Linked DNA regions of Homo sapiens: region 2 is linked to region 1. A link is a contact called in ENCODE Hi-C data. All regions are on one chromosome and are shown on one strand. The core of a region is the stretch at or near the end of the contact, and the rest is flanking DNA. Distances in the headings are between cores, read along the strand shown.

Evidence for each region. A loop is a pair of places that touch in the nucleus more often than their neighbours do. Pooled maps may share reads with other maps.
Region 2: a loop to region 1 is called in a map with no recorded cell type, with 18 times the contacts of the local background. The contact joins two enhancer-like sites. A Hi-C loop is called at or near these places in 4 of 37 single-sample maps with no recorded cell type and 3 of 50 pooled maps.

The regions. Positions count from the first base shown.
Region 1 is chr20:7,766,775-7,772,870 of GRCh38, forward strand. No RefSeq gene overlaps it. Among named protein-coding and RNA genes, the nearest start is that of HAO1, 170 kb to the right of the region's middle. Within about 2 kb of position 3,902, at least 2 of the 41 ENCODE cell types and tissues checked have a DNase peak (open chromatin) inside an H3K27ac peak, as active enhancers do.
Region 2 is chr20:8,209,693-8,215,901 of GRCh38, forward strand. The region is part of intron 2 of PLCB1 (phospholipase C beta 1); the gene reads left to right. Among named protein-coding and RNA genes, the nearest start is that of PLCB1-IT1, 36 kb to the right of the region's middle. RefSeq lists an enhancer at 4,298-4,347. Within about 2 kb of position 4,364, at least 5 of the 41 ENCODE cell types and tissues checked have a DNase peak (open chromatin) inside an H3K27ac peak, as active enhancers do.

The sequences.
Region 1 (6,096 bases), core at 2,652-5,151:
TATCATGGAGCAAAATTTTTGTACAATATTAAGATCCATTTTGTATTAATAAGAACTAGATCATCTTAAATTAGGATGCTAATTTTAATCCCAAGACAATCACTAAGAACATATCAAAAAAAGTATGGCAAGAGAAGCGGCAAGGAATTTGAATGGTACAGTAGAACATGTCTGTTTAACACAAAAGAAGACAACAGTGCAGAAACACAGGAAGAAAAAGACATAATGCATACGGGAAACAAACAGCAAATGACAGGTATAAATCCTATCTTATCCATCATTATAATAAAAAGTAAACAAATTAAATACTCCAATAAAAATAGACAGATTAGCAGAAAAGATTCTTTAAGAACATGAGGATATGATCCAACCACACACACTTTAAAACGTTTTTTTTTATTCACTGACTTTGATGTGAATTTTTAAGTGGATGTAAAATCTTAGAATCATACATTAGAGCCCATCTCACTTTCTGTGTCCGAAGTTAGTCCATAGAAAATTATTCCATGGTATACCAATAGGTGATCTTATAAAAAGGTTTCTTCTCTTACTGGAGTCTTGCTGAGATATTTCAGTATATTGTCCAAAAATGAAATATGAAATGCAAGAATTCCCAAAGCTATTTCCCTATCGAATAAAACTTTTTCTCATAAATCTCCCATAAACCATGTTCCATGGATCTCAAGGCAAGTCTTCTCAATTTGGAGTTGAAAAAACTGTGTCCAAAAACATTGAATAACTCACACCAACTGTCTTTTGATTTCTACTTATGTTATTGTCTCCAGAATGTACATGAATCACTTTTTTTCTACCCTGCTGCAAGACATCACAGAATTAGATCAGAATGCAGGAGTGGAAAAAGCAAGAGATTCAGCATCAGAAACCAAAATTCCAACTTTCTCTAAGAAGATGAGCAGCAAGAGTTTGCTTATGTCCCTCATCTTTACTTGGCTTCACTTGGCACAACTGCAAAATAAGGATGGTGAGATTTACTGCACAGGGTTGTCATGAGTGTAAAGAGATAAATTGCATTATTCGCTTTCTCCTCAATATCATGCTCCTTATGGTTTACATGATGCAGAATATTTTTTTCTACAGCTCTCTATTTCGGATTTACAATACCTGCAGAAATTTTTTTTTAACATGGGGACAAATTTTTTGATATCAGGACTGCTCCCATGAAGAGACACAGTTTACATCCTTGTCCTTGCATCTGGGCAGGCTCGTGAATGCTTCGACTGATAAATTGAGGGATGAGGTGTTTTACTGTAAGGCTAGAATATGAAAGGCCTCATATCCACTAGAACACTCATGCTTAGAGTCCTAAACTATCTCATTAGAGGGTCAATTACCCTATTGCTACCATGTCTGAGGAAACCAAGCTATGTGGAAAAGCCACCGACAGGCACTCCGATCAGTGATCCAAGAGTCATACCAGACCATGTGCCAGACATTGGAACAAAGATGCCTCCAGAATATTCCAGTCCCCAGTTGTCATGTCATCCCCATATATTCTTGAGCAGAAATAAACTTCCCTTGCTGAATCCAGTCTGGTTTTCTGACCAACAAAATCATGAGCAATAAGCAGTTGTTGCTATAAGTCAGTAAGTTTGGAGACAGTTTGTTATATAACACTAGTAACCAAAAGGGTGCTCATGAAAACAGACTTCTCTACTGGCATTAAATACATCTATTATAATGTCCTTCTCATTTGTCATTATCGAGCAGTTATTAAATAAACCCTTGAGCCACAACATGGGTACAATGACAGAACAGCAACTAAGAATCATGCTACTTAGAGGAGATAATTTCTGACCTATAATTTCCATTCTACTCTTCACTTATTCACGTCAAAATTACAATAGAATGAGATCAATTTAGCTAGAGCGGTTAAACATTTAAGTTTGAAGAATGTGAGAATGGCATAATTCACTAATAAAAAAAACTTCCTCATTTGAATTAGTTACTTTAGTCTCTTTTCACTTCATGGATAAATTCCTACTCCTTCAAAGTATTTTTTCAAACTAATACCTGCAAAACAGGAAATGAATATGCAATAAAAGTAGACAGTCATGGGCTACATGTTAGCCTTCAAATTTAATTTAAAACTGTATAATTGGATTTATGTTTTTATTGTAAATCATAAGTATGTTCATGCCCACGATTATTAGTCTGATGATGGAAAATTGAAAAACAGTGTTGTTTTTCAGAGGCCCTCTTTTTATTCTGCCATAATCCAAAATCACAAGCTATTCTACAGAAGACACACTTCATAAGTTGGTGTCAATAATGGGGAGGGTTGGCCATAAGCTCCAGGAGGACAGGGACTTTGTTTTGTTCACCAAAATGTTCGCAATGCTTTGCGTATTTGCTGAATTCAATGAGCACATAAATACTCAATTAATATAAAGTGATAGGCTTGAATCAATATCATTTTGTAAAAATAAAAAGAGCAAACTTATCCATGAATCTGGCACTTTTGATTATTGCTTGGTGCTTGGGGACAGGAGGTGACAAAAGTAATTCTTATGGACTAGAAACTTGAGTTGTAAGAAAAAAAATAAACTGGTGAAGTAGTGTGTTGGGCCCTGTGATATCTAAAACCCCCTTTAGGACTGAAAGGCTTATCCCTTCATTTGCTGGGTAATGCTGCTAGAAGACGACTTCTACTGCCAGTCCTCCTCGGGGAGACTGCTTTAGCTGAAAAACCAGGCTTGTCCTAGATCATGACTCTTTCCAGTGCAGCCTACATCCAATGACTGATCACAAAGAGATATAGCTGGGCCAACTCCAAGGGGCCATTCTAGCCCCAACCCCCTACTGCTTCACTGGAACTGCAATCTCCCTTGTCTTAGTCTATTTTCTGTTGCTTACAACAGAATACCTGAAACTAGGTAATTTATAAAGGAAATAAATTTATTTCTTACAGTTATGGAGGCTGAGAAGTCCAAGGTCAAGGAGTCACATATGGTGAGGATCTTCTTGCTGGCGAGAATGCTTGCAGAGTCTTCAGGTGGCAAAGGGCATCACATTGTGAGGGAGCTAAATGTACTAGCTGAGCTCTCTTTTCTTCTTCTTATAAAGCCACCAGGCCAACTCCCATGATAACTCATTACCTATTAATCCCATTAGTTGATGAATGAATTAATTTATTCATGAAAAAGACAGAGCCTTTATGATCCAATCACCTCTCAAAAGTCCCATCTTTTAATACTGCCACATTAGGGATTAAGTTTCAACATGAGTTTCAGAGAGGACAAACATTCAAACTGTATCATCCCTCTATCCAGTTCTGCTCTTTCTCCCTCATTTCCACAAATGTTCATCATAAGAGCATTTCTAATTAATTAGATTCTCTATGCTAATCTCTATCTCAGAGAATCATGAGCTAAGCCTACTATCAATGTCTTTTACTTTATCAAGCTGCCATATGCAGGATCGCACACACACACACACACACACACACACACAAAAGTGCTTCTTCTTATTTGTATTTTAACAGACAGTAGAGCTCTCTTATAATAATAACTACTTCCTTCCTGGTTTTTCATTGTTTGGTATGGCTTAATAAAATGAATACGTCTTTGCTTTTTCCCATCCTAAGTATAGATTTAACCTGTTCTCATGAAAAAGTATAAAGAATTAGTTTACTGTAGACTTATTATGTCTTTCTATTTTTATCATTTGTTTTTAGAAATTGGTGAGCCCATTCATGATTACACATATGAACAAATCAGTTCCCAGTAACTCTGGCAGATTTCTAAGCAATCTTGCTTAGAAAACACCTGGTAAAATATACTTTCATTCAACTTCAGGTGATTCAAAAGCAGCTGAAAGTCACTTAAGTGGAAATACAAATATGATGCTGCTTTTCAAATCAAAAGCAAGATCTCAACTCCACAGGATGTGGCAGATTGCCAGGTGTTTCATTTCTGACCAACAACTATACTGTCGGGAGCTTCTCTACGTAATTGACAAACCAAAACCCAAAGCACCAAGGTTAACAATTCACTTCTCTTTGGCCACAGAACTGGTATTGTGTTATTCCTGTACTGCACATAAATCACTTTCATAGGGCCATTAGAGGGTTGTTTTGAGGCCTAGAAGACTAAAATCAAACCTCTGGGTAGCTGAGCAATGTCAGAACAAGGTACAGAGTGGGTTTAGGGTCACTTTGGAGCCACTGTCAGTTTTCTTCTTTTTTTGCTTCTGAAGCTGCAAAATCATTTTGGCCCAAGGGCAGTCCACTTGAATTCTATGCAGACAAGAGACAGACTCGTGGTTTCTCCACAAGATTTTGATGTACTAGATCAGGACATCAAACATCAGCCCATCTCCAGATATAAAAAGCAACTTCGTAGGTTTTCAGATTATGTTTTGCCAACCATCTGGACTATGAGACAGATACTTGAGACAGAGGATGTTACAGGAGCTGACCACCATTGTCACAAATCATTGGTGTGCAGAGGTTGAGGTGCCTCACTCTTCCCTGTATGTGTGCCACAGGACTCTCCAGAGAGCTGGTAAAGAATAGGAAATTAATGTAAATGTGTGTTACACTGAGTGTGTGAAATTGCTAAAGAAAAGATTAAATTATTACTTGATCGTGTTATTTAACTTCCTTTCTTTCGAACGAATAGAAGGAAATGAAAATTGACATTTCTCAATGCCTATAATGTCAGTTGCCCTACATAATTTATATATGTACATTTTAGTTATAAATAATATAATGGGACATAATTAAAAGTCCCATTTAATTCTCACAATAAATGTATGAAAAGAAAAAATAAGTCCTTAGAACATCCATAACCTACCTCAGTTTATACAAATAATCAAGTGAAATCATTTCAGAATTTGAATACAAGTTGTAGTGGCTTCACAAAATATGATATTCCCACCCTTATGCCCAATGCCATGTGGGCTATGATCTAAGCCCTAACTAAACAGTAAAATATATTCTCTTCTGCTGATTTTCTTCTTTTTTTTAAACTCATAAAAGAAGTGAAAATTTTTCCATACAGTTTACATTTTTACTAATCTTTTCCTCTATGATAAACTTTTGGTAGGGCCTTCTATTTATGAAGTGAGCCATGCTCTTTTCATGACCCTATTTGTTCAAGGCATAGTGGGTAATACTGAGATGAAGCAGGCACTGACCCTACCTTCAGTTTGTTGGTTAGTACAGGGCATTGCATACAAAGAGTTATCATACACGGGGAAAGATTCATGTACACTTTATTATTTCAGCCAGACTTTGAAGGATTAAATTGGGAGAGGAGAAAACACCATAAGCAAAGGGAACAGCATAGACAATCATGGTGTGTATATAGGAGCGGGAAATAATTCAAGATTGCCAGGACAGAGGTTGCATGGAGTGAACTGTAAACAGAAAGAAATAAATTGTGACCATATCAAACTGTATCAGAGGTTAAGCAAGGAAGTCCAGAGGAGAGAAGAGTTGAAGACTGTGAGGATTCTTACAATTCTTCATTTCTCTCTGTATCCACATCCTTTGCCATGTAACATTTCTGGGCCACCGACCTGGGGATGGGGTGATTTGTCCCTTCACTTCGGCTCAATCATATGACTTGCTTAGGCCAATGGAGTGTTAGCAGGTGTGACACAAGCAGAATCTAGAAATGGGCTTGTTCACTGGGGCTTGCTTTACTATGCCTCCGCCATTGCCATGAGAAAATGCTTGAGATAGCATGTTGGAGAATGAATACATAGGAAGTAGAGCCAAGCTGCTCCAGCTGCACAGTTGCCTGAGCCAAGAGTCTAGATCAGCCAACAACCAGGCAAGCCCAGACATGTAAGTTAAGCATAGTTCAGCAGAGTCACCCGGCCAACTCCCAGATGACTCCAGACATGTGAGCAATAAACCCAAATTGTCATATGACACTGAGGTGTTTTTGTTATTTGTTACACAGCAATAATAATACAACTAACACAGGTAATAAATACAACTAACACAGGATGTGATAAGATTGAAGACAGATAGGTAATGGAGAGAATGATAAGAAATAGAGAGATAGCCAATACACAGAGTATTGAGAATATGCAAGAAAATTCACCATCACCAATAGAGATGGTATA
Region 2 (6,209 bases), core at 3,114-5,613, 440 kb after region 1:
CCACCCAGTGGTCATGCTTGTGATCAATTTGATATGTCACTATATAGAACATTTTATTCTAAGTAGAGGCAAACATACTGACATAGAAAATCATCATATATAACATGCACAAGTGTTCATCCCAGCCCTGTCCTATTTAAGTGCTTTTATACACTTTAGCCACTTCAATTTTACTCACTCTGTTACCCATGCTAGAGTGCAGTGGAGCGATCCTAGCTCTATATAACATTGAACTGCTGGGCACAAGTGATCCTCCCACCTTAGCTTTCCAAGCAGCTAAGGCCACAGGCTTGTGCCACTACACCTGGCTGATTTTTAACTATTTTGTAGAGATGGGGTATTATTATGTTGTCCGGGCTTGTCTTGCACTCCTGGCCTGAGCCACCGAGCCCAACTTTATAAATATTTTTAATGTGAAAAGTGTAACTTTACTGGAAATATATCTCTTAATAAGATAAATGAGACCATCTTTTCAAAAAATTATTTCATGTGTCTGGGGTGAAAATTATTATTACTAAAATGAAATAAGCATTAATATCAATAGTATTTCTCTTTTTCTTTTTCATAAATGTACATGCTGAAAATAATGCTCACATAAATAAATGGGTGGTAATGGAAGTCTGTTTTATAGTCATGCCTCTCCAATCTTTGAACTCCTAAGTTATATGCCAAAAAACATCATCAGTGCTTTGTCACCAAAAGCCATTTTATTAATCTGTTGATGGAAGACTTAAGTAGGCTTACCTTTAAATTCATTAAATCTGAGAAATTGGAAACAACCTGACTTGTAGGAGGATTTATTTACCAGCATTGGAGTCTTTTACTTTCTCAATTTGGGGCAAGGGATCAAAGGATCATTCTCTGTATCAGTTACTTTTTCACATAGCAGAATCATGTAAAACTTAGAAAGGTTCAGAATATTGGTAATTTCAGTACACTTTTGCTCATGTAATTTTTTTTAAGGAAAGCTTTTATCTGAAGTTTATGGGTATTCAATCCTTGGAGTTGTAGTTTTAATTCATTCAATTCAATTCATGGGAAATGTTATTTACATATAATCTAATTGGAGAACTCAGCCCTCAATGTCAGACAAACTCTGATTTCATTTCTTAGTTCAAGTGAACATGTTAATATGTACTGCAATGATCTTCATTTCATTTCTGAAATTTTGAATTGAGATAGAAGAGGCACAAGGCTTGGTGATGTGACACTCTGCTGCTGTCAAGGTGTCTTCCAACTCATTCCCATTTGTCCTCCTGGGACTATCCCTCAGGATGGATGCATGCATTCTCAATAGCAGGGATAAAGAGGCAAGATTATTTAATGAAAACTGTTAGCTCTACCACTGCCTCACTCTATAACCTGTCTGCACTCTGAGCGTGTGTATGATGCAGGGAAAACCAAAGCACCTTTATATGCTTATGGTGCCTTGGATGGAAGAAACTTATTACATCCCTTTGTTTGGTGCCCCAGAGGATTCTACTTCCTGAGATTATGCCCCTTAGCAAGATTCTGGTTGGATGAGAGACTTGGCTTTATTTTTTAAGGGATGAGAAGGACACCAGTTTAGGGTGGATAAGAAAGGAGCAGGAGTAGCCAGCAGTGCCACAGACATCTCAGACTTATCAGACTTGGGAAAGTTGAAAACCTACCGGAATTTCATTCACTTAAAACTCTCCACGCCCATGTTTCTCTTGAAAAATCTTTATGTATACTTCTATCTCTATTTGCATAACACCATTTTAGACCATTTACATGGAAGTGTTTGTTGGCTACTATGAGAAAAATGCCAGTGATGAGCATTTACAAATTTTACTGAATTTGGACTTTTAGGTTCTCTACATATAATTACATTCAAATGAAGTTGTAGGGATATAGATTGGTCTATATAAATCTTCAGAGAAAGGAGAGGATGCAGAATGATGGATATTGATGATGAAGTAAGATAGGAACATATAGACTGTGTTGTTTTGAGTTGCCGAGATTCCTTAAATTTTACTTAGTTTTGTGTTTTAGAGCAGAAGATGTATTCATTTCAATTTCTCTTAACATCTATTGCAGTTCTTTTGTGAATTATGATTGGAACAGATTGCAAAATCTCCCAGTGTATCAGTTTTCCTAAAATAAATCATTAAAAGCAGTTCATTATCTATAAATCTTTCCTGGGTTAAAATAAAAATCTGCTTTCTAGGTCAATCTTCATTAAGCTATTAATATCCTTTTCATATTATAAGCCTTTTAATTTCTTTTATTAGCAACTGAAAGTAGCTGAAATATGAATGTCATTGTTTTGAATATTAATTGATGTTTGAATTATTTTTAGTAATTATGCTCCGACGTCAGTGAACTTCATTCCAGCCCACCCAGGGACAAGGAACTTCTCCAATATATTTATATTTACTGAACTGTATTTATATTTGTATATTTGTATTTTACTTCTTGTGATAGATGTTCCTAGTTTCTATGATTTTTATTGCAGTAAAATTCAAGAATTGTCACAAGGGTGATTCATTAGTGGTACATTAGAAAAGCCTGATTTTTGTTTTGCTTTATTTTCAAGCAAATCAAAACTTCTTCAGCATAAATACATGAGAACTCAATTTCCTAAGTCTAGAACAGCATTTGAATTTTTAGCTCATCATAGTAATTGTTCAATTTTTTCCAGAATTACTATCTAACCATTTTGTATGCATTTTATTCTAAATACAATTGACATCAAGAAAATACGGTGGGTGAAAAGAGCCCTGGAGTAAGATTCTGACAGGAGACTTCCTCTTTCTGCTCTGTGACCTTTTTCAAGTAAACATGTCTCTGAGTCACTTTGTTACCATTTATAAAATGAAATGGTTTAGTCATAGTGATTCTTCTTAATTGTTACTGAGATTTATAATTTTAAAAGCAATATAAAATTAGAGAAAACACAAGCCACGTAGGCATACAAAACGCAAAAGATGAAACATCTCTACAACTTCAGACCTTGGCCAAAAGCATTGTTCACTGCTGATGGCTGAATGATATACCCTTGCATGAGTATGCCATTATTTATTTGCCTCTCGAAGGACATTTAGAGCACTTTGAAGTTCCAGTTGCACTCCACATGCAGAGACTCCCAAAGAACATTCTACTACATATTTTAGAATTTACATGTGAAAATGCAGAATCAAAGTATGTGAACATTTAAATTTTCACCTTCGTTACCATGAAAGCTATATCAAAAGTTGACATTGTAGATTTTTTTTTTCTTTGCAAATCTGTATGAAGGAAAACAAAGTTTCTTCCTTCCTGAGTTCTCTTCCTCCACTCCTGTCTTTGTGAATGGCCACTTCATTCAAGCCTCTTCAGGTACCTTTGAGATTGCACACCATGTTTCCTTCTGAGTCTTCACAACTCTATTGTCTCAAAGCTTGATGGTGACAAAAAGTGTGTTCACTAATTCATCCAAGAATTTTGGGGGCCTGGTGTTACCCTGAAGGCTAAAGTGGTAAACAAGAGCATTATGTTTCATAGTTGCTTTTGTGAAGCTTAAGGTCTAGTGGATCAAGAAAAAAATGTCCATTAGATAATGGCAGGAATGCCTGTGCTTTTCCAAAATGCGAAGGGTGAATACAGAAGGACATGATTCAGTCTGATGGTGGCTGGCAGTGACCAGGGTCTTCAGGGAAAAGCTCACTGGGAAGTGATCTTAGCTCCAAAGGTGAGTAAGAACTAATTATCCAAAGTAATGGGGGTAGGAAGTGGGCTGGGAGGAAGAGCTTTGAAATCAGAGACATACAAAGGCCCTGCAGCAGGAGGTAGCAGAGCAAGTTAGAGTTGTTGAAGTTATAAGGCCCAGTGGCTGAGCCCAGAACACAAGGTGAAGTTTGGTCAAAGGTAAAGCCAGAACAGGGGTCAGAATAAAGCTTGCTCTGTTGTGCATTTTTTGTTACATCTGAAATGCAATAAGAAGCCAATGAAGAATTTAAGCAAGGTGGAAATAAGGGAAATGGTGGTGGTGGTGGTGGTGTGTGTGTGTGTGTCTTCATAAGAGTAACATGATTAAGTTTGCATTATCACAAATTGTCATGAAATATAAAAAGAATGCTTAGAATTTAAAAATTAGATCTTGCTTATCTTGTATGACTTGTAAGCAGATTGTAAGCATGTAAGCAGATTGTTCATGATTCTTTTGGAGGAAGTTCTCCCCAGTAATGCGGTTACTTTCCAGCATTTAGCAAGGAAATACAAATAACGTCATTTTCCGACAGGGCAGAGAGTCCTAGTCTAATTTAGTGTCACAACTAGCAGTTCTGTTATACTTTAATCCTTAAATATTAGACCAAAGCAGGGACAATAGAAAATGTGTTTACAAACCCTCCTGATTAAGGTGACTAAAAAGCAAAAGCGAAACAAAGGAGGTTGAGGTAAAGAGCAGTCTTACACGTAAGCTTCCAGCTTTGGGACTGATTTACAAACCACAACTGAAATGGGTATTATATATATGCTGATGAAAGTAGCTATGTAACATAGTTTGGATCTGTGTCGCTGCACAAATCTCCTGTTGAACTGTAATCCCCAGTATTGGAGGTGGGGCCTGGTGGAAGGTGATGGGATCATGGAAGCGGATTTCTCATGAATGGTTTAGCGCCATCCTCTTAGTGCTGTCCTCACGACAGTGATTGACTTCTCAGGAGATCTGCCTATTTAAAAGTGTGGCGCCTGGCTCTTTCTCTTTTGCTCCTGCTCCCACCATGCGAGACCCCTCCTCCCCCTTTGCCTTCTGCCATGATTGTAACCTTCCTGAGGCCTCCTCAGAAGCAGACATCTGTGTTATGCTTTCTGTACCGGCTGCAGAGCCAATTAAACATTTTCTTTATAAATTACCCTGTCTCAGGTATTTCTTCATAGCAATGCAAGAACAGCCCAATACCCTGTGTCTTCATTCATTAAAAGGCTACTGAACTATGCCTACTACTGCATTTTGCAGACTTGCTTTTCCTCCATTTAGAACTAATGTCTTTTATTTCAAGACCTAATGTCACCTCATTCTTTTTTCATGTGATAATATCCTCTGATGTGGCCTGCGAGTTGCCCATAAGGAATCGTGGAGTTTGGGATGATAGTTTTGGGGGTGTGTGCTATTTTGCCTTCTTTTTTCACTCTCAAATATAAAAAGGATCTAAGTGCTACTCCTGAAGTTATTTGCGGGGACTGTTTGCACTTTCTTGCTTGAGGTGTGGCTGTGGAGGGCAAGACAGACAAAAGTCCAAACTAAATGGAAAATGGTGCAGTTATTGCTGAAATAGGTTTCCCACCATCTAATTCCTTTGTGTGCTACTGGCTGAAAAAGTCCTTTTCCTTCTCAGCTCCACAGCTACTTTTTCAGGACAGAGTCTGATTTACATAGACAGGCTGAATGCAGAAGCTGTGTGTTTACCATGTGAATTTGAGGCCACTGAGAAGATTATTTTGTTGTTCTGATCTCTTGACCTTCTGAAAGCTCCCATCAGACCTTTCTCCTCCCACCTTCCACCACACTATAAATAAAAGCCAACCCATAAGCACCCACTCAGATGTATCTGCTTCTTAAATTTCGGAATCGATTTGTTAATCTCAAAAGGCCGTAAAAACCTGAAAACTTAAGTAGCTAACAGAGAAAAAAAAAAGTTCAAACAGATTCTTGGAAGGCTTTGAAGCTAGGATGCTTGGGGAGCATCTTTGTAGTCTGTTGAGGGATTAGAGACGGCAACATCATGTCGCCTCGCAAGCCAGAGGACAGCTTTGAATTGCAGCCAATCAGAAGCCATAGTATGTTTTTGGAAGGTGGTGGGGGCCAGTTTTTTCCCTTCAAATAGCTGACATTTCGCAGCCCCCGTCCCTCTTGGAGCACGACAGCCAGAGAGTATGCAATTTGTTTGGAATTCTCTCACAACAGTCCTAGTTTGAGGCTAAGGCTAGGTTGTGAACATTTAGAGTTTTTGTACGTCTTGACAAATTTGTGTTCATCAGGTGCTCCGTGACCATCAGTATTGTTTTGGTTATACAGACCAAGTGTTCTGGGCTCAGATCCAAAACTTGCACAAGTAAATCAGCCTCAGAAGGCAGCCTTAGAGATCTTTGAAAAGTGCTGAAGTAGGGCTAAATATTAGACAATCTGCCATAATTTAAGTTTTATATGTATGTATATATATTTATATATATATTTAATTCACAGCAGGGAGCAGTACACACAT